2 separate regions of the Homo sapiens genome follow, and region 1 is linked to region 2. Evidence: read pairs that join two places in POLR2A ChIA-PET (ENCODE). Cell type or tissue: B cell. All regions are shown on one strand.

Evidence for each region. Peaks named below come from ENCODE experiments on the same cell type or tissue, not always from the same donor. Only the 100,000 strongest peaks of a DNase experiment are listed, where the experiment ranks them.
Region 1: POLR2A ChIA-PET joins it to region 2 with 6 read pairs; 2 of 35 experiments call an interaction of 5 or more read pairs at or near these places.

Annotation. Positions count from the first base shown.
Region 1 is chr3:31,903,195-31,905,694 of GRCh38, reverse strand. All of the region lies in intron 1 of OSBPL10 (oxysterol binding protein like 10), which reads left to right. Among named protein-coding and RNA genes, the nearest start is that of OSBPL10, 77 kb to the left of the region's middle. In B cell, no CTCF peak of the experiment used is centred here; a DNase peak (open chromatin) is centred at 1,444; H3K4me3 peaks cover 1,150 bases; H3K27ac peaks cover 2,067 bases.
Region 2 is chr3:31,583,848-31,586,347 of GRCh38, reverse strand. The region is part of intron 3 of STT3B (STT3 oligosaccharyltransferase complex catalytic subunit B); the gene reads right to left. Among named protein-coding and RNA genes, the nearest start is that of STT3B, 52 kb to the right of the region's middle. In B cell, no CTCF peak of the experiment used is centred here; no DNase peak of the experiment used is centred here.

The sequences.
Region 1 (2,500 bases), 320 kb before region 2:
CTAGGCCTTAATCTTGTCTATTGTGATGAGAATTCACTAGGTTCTGGCTGGGCACAGTGGCTCACTCCTGTAATCCCAGCACTTTGGGAGGCTGAGGCAGGTGGATCACTTGAGGTCAGGAGTTCGAGAGCAGCCTGGCCAACATGGCGAAACCATGTCTCTACTAAAAATACAAAAATTAGCTGGGTGTGGTAGCGCATGTCTGTAATCTCAGCTACTCAGGAGGCTGAGGCATACGAATCACTTGAACCCGGGAGACGGAGGTTGCAGTGAGCCAAGATTGTGCCACTACACTCCAGCCTGGGTGACAGAACGGGAGTCCGTCTAAAAAAAAAAAAAAAAAAAAAAATCACCAGGTTCCTTGACATAGAGCTCTTTGTGGAATGCCATGTGCTCTTTGACATATTGACAAGTTTGATATCATCGTGTGACTTGAGGACTAGGAAATCACAGCTCATATGTATTTATGCAGAATGTGATCACAAACTCATGCCCCTGAAAAATTAAGCTTTCTATGTAGGCAAGACAGTGATTTTGTTCAGAGTAATTGGTATTTCCTTCATTTATGTTATTAATATTTGACAGACATATTATACTTCCTGTGTGCCAGATACTATTTTAAGCATTTTACAAATAACTTACTTCACCCTCATTGAAGTCCTGTGAGGTAGATACTTCTATTACTCGATTCCTTTGTTGCTTATACTTTTGTTTTATATTCCGGTGGCAGCCTATAGGCAGATGCTTGTAGCTGCCTCCAGTTTAAGAAAAATTCCTTGGAGAAAACCTCAGCTCTGCCTCATAACTGATGCTCTCCTCTCCCAGAAAGTTGGGAAAGTTCCACCTTGATTTGAACTCGCTGGCCAAACACCAGCTATCTCTGTAGACACAGATTTTGACAGGTTCAGACCCAGATTGGAAATGATTTTGATTCAGGTTGCCTTTGAGTCTGTGGAGAGTCAGAGTTTATGGCAATTTCAGCCCGCTCTATCCTCTGTTTGGGATTATGTGTTCCCAGAGAGTAAACTGTGTGGCCCCAGAGTCACCCTAGGAGGATCTGAGTGACCCTGGGTTTTGTGTTTTTACTCTGTGGATGTTGTGGTCACGCTGGATCATGTTGTGTGGAGGCTTGGGAGCATGTGTTGGAGGAACAGTTGAGATTTTAATTTTATTTTTGGTGGCTTTTTTGGTACATCCAACCCTTTCAGGTTAATTAAATGCCAGGTAGAGCTAGCCCACAAGTGGATTTTGTTTTGAAAATGTGCCTGTTTTCCAGGAGCCCTTTGTGGCAGCCTGGTCTGGTTGCCCAGATATCATTTTGGCTTCTTGGTGCCTTAGTGCCTGGGATGAATTGGCCTGCCTGCTGCAGTCTCTTCTCCTCAGCCCTGATATCCGCCAACTGGGTGGCTTTGATGCCTCTGCTGAGGGCTCTGGTTTCCTGCCAGTCTGGGAGGCGTGGGATCTCATGCGTGGGAAAGGTAATCAAGCAATAAAACTAAGCCTGGGTGTGAGAGGTGGATTAAAGTGGGCAAGGAAGAAGCAGGGGAGAGGGAGGGAGCCAGCTGTCCAGAGTGGCCGGAAGAGGCAGAATGTGGGCTCCATCCTGGCTGGGACCTGTCAGCCCTTGTGAGAACTTTTAGGGCGGTAGTATTATAGTTTGGATTTTCCCCATTCATCTTCTCTCCTTCCCCTCTCCTAGGTTTTAGCTGCCCACAGAATCCTTTGAGGAGGTGATTCCTGGAAACCTGTGTTCACTGGATTTAGTAGAAATCCACCTTGACTTCCTGTTGAATATTTGACATGTCCTGACAAGTGTTTCCCTCCCATCCCCGCAACCCCGTCACCCTGCTTTAACAAAAAGCTTCAAAGTTGAGACCCTTTGCTCTGAGGTAGAAGATTTTATATACTCTTATTTTTCAGAAAAGGGCAGAATAATGCAGTAGTTAGGAACACAGCTCTGGGGACAGATTGCCTGGGCTCCTATTGCCTCTGCTGCTGATTGGCTGTTTGACTCTGATGAGAGATCTCTGTGTCTCGGTTTCCTCATCTTTAAAAAGGGCTAATAGCTGAGCATGCTGGCTCATGCCTATAATCCCAGCACTTTGGGAGGCTGAGGTGGGAGGATTGTTTGAGTCCAGGAGTTTGAGACCAGCCTGGGTAACATAGTGGAACCCTGTCTCTACAAAAGAGTTTTTAAAGATTAGCTGGGTGGTGTGGTATGGCCTGTGGTCCCAGCTACTCAGAAGTCTGAGGTGGAAGGTTTGCTTGGGCCTAGGGGGTCAAGGCTGCACAAGCCTTGGTGTTGTGCCACTGTACTCCAATCCGGGCAACATAGTGAGACCTTGTCTAAAAAAAAAAAAAAAACCTAAAAAGCAAAACAAAACAAGGGATTATAATAATGCCTCCATCATAAGGTTAGGGAAATATTAGCAATTATTAGTTTCTCTGCCTTCTCTATTCTCTATAAAGGGTCCTTGAGGTGAAGGCATGAATTTTTGTT
Region 2 (2,500 bases):
ACACATCTGATAAAGTATTTCCAAAATATACAAAGAACTCTCACACCTCAAGAGTAAGAAAACAACTTAATCAAAACATGGGCAAGATATGAACAGACATTTCATCAAAGAACTGGGATGGCAAATAAATACGTGAAAAGATGCTCACCAGTCATTGGGGAAAAGCAAACGAAAGCCATAAGATACTACTACCTACCTACAAGAATGGGTAAAATTTAAAAATGTGACCATGCCATCTGATGGAAAAGTAGAGTAAATATTACTGTCATGTATTTGTGGAGGGAATGCAAAATGAATACAGCAACTTTGGCAAACTGCTTGGCAGCTTTTTATAAAGTTAAACCTATACTTATCACACAAACCACCAATCTGTGCTTATGCATTTACCTAAGTGAAATAATAATATATGTCCAAACAAAGACCCACAAGCAAACATTTTATAGCCACTTAATTCATCATTGCCAAAAACTGGAAAAGAAATTGTAGTACATCCATATAATGGAGTACTATTCAGCAATAAAAAGTAACAAACTACTAAAACATCAACAACATGGATGACATTCTCAAAAATATTATGCTAAGTGAAGGAAGACGGATATACAGGGTCACGCCTACTGTCTGTATTTATATGGCATTCTAAAAAAGAAACTCCCAAAGCTATATAGACAGAGAAACAGAAATCAGACCAGTGGTTGCCAGAAATGGGGTAGGGAGAAGACTGACTACAAAGGTACAGGAGGGAACCTTAAAGAAACAAAACAAAACAAAACAAAAAACAAAACAAAACAAAACCTGTAAGAGGCAATATGATAAACACTGCTCCTTGTACTACTTTATCTGTGTTAATTACTTTTCTGAATCATATACTCTGGTGCTCGTAAATAATAACAAACATGTACTCATTTCTTACTATGTTCTCACAATATTCTATACCTTTACATGTATTAATTTTTAAGTTATATAAGGAAGGTACAATTATTACTTCCATATTATAGTTGATGGAACAGGCACAGGGTGGGGATTTAAACAACCTCCAGTGACAGAGCTGGAAATCAAACCAAGAGAAAACCAAACCCTGGCAATTATGCTATAGACTTTACTCTCAATCACTCAATCACGATGAAAATGTTTTAATCTCTGTAGAACACAAATCCAAAAGTGTATCCAAAAATGTCTATCAACACCAGCTTGTAACAGTAATAGGGCATCAACAAATAATAATGCTATGACAAAGTACTTATCTTTTAAATTTTAAAAACATGTACCTTTTAAAAGAGTTGGTTTAAAAATAAAAACACTGGGTGAGGAATTAGACAACTTAACATTTATATATTAGAGATTACAAAAAATGTTTTCACCTTTTTATAACTTCATTTGGGCTACAAACAACTTTTCATAGTAGTTAGAACTGTAATTATTTCCACTTTCAATTAGTAATAATGAAATTTTAAATGAATGTCATCATCTATTATAATTCTGTAGGCAAAACGTTTTCTGTATCTTAAGAGAAAACTGAATGAGATTCAAAAGTGTCAATTTGTCAAGAGTCAGAGAGTATTTTATGCCAGAACTCAAACACAAGTGTTCTAATTTTCAAATACTGAATCTATTTCCACCGTAAACCTAATTTATTTAAATATATTGTTTTTAAAAAGAAAACAAAGGAAAAACTCACTAGATAACCTCCCAGTTTCTGGGTGAGAATGTTTTACCATTCCATCCTTCTGTTAATATGATCCTTCAAAGCAATGATATCTATAATTTCTTCTACTAGATTATCAACTTCATATAACCTTGTGTAATCAACACATAAAACAGCACCTGCTCCATATTGTATTCTACAAAAATTTCTGTTGAATTAACAAAACAATATCATGCCACTTAAAAAAAAAGATGTAATGAACAAGCTAATCTTAAAACTTATGAAAATGCAAGGCACCCCATATAGCCAAAGCAATCTTGAAAAAGAACAACAAAGTTGAAGGACTTATGCTTTTGGATTTCAAAACTCATTACAAAGCTACAGTAACCAAAACTGTGCGGTAGTGGCATAAAGACACAACATACAGATGGCAAGGGAATGGAACAGAATTGAGAGTCCAGAAATAAACTCATACATTTATAATCAATTGATTTTTGACAAAAGTGCTAAAACCATTCAACAAAAAAGAGTATTTTTCTTTAACAGTGCTAAGATAAGTGGATATCCACATGCAAAAGAATGAAGTTGGAATTCCTCTCTCACACCATATACAAAAATTAACTCGAAATGGATCAAAGACCTAAGTGGAGGAACTTGACATATAAAATCTTTAGAAGGAAACAGAGGTGTAAGTCTTCATGAGCTTCAATTAGGCCAACAGTTTCCTTAAATATGACACTAAAAGCACAAGCAACAACAACAACAAAAATTAATTAGACTTCATAAAAATTTAAAATTCATGCAAAGGACACTATCCAGAGTGAAAAGGCAATCCACAAATATGCTCAAAAGTAAAGG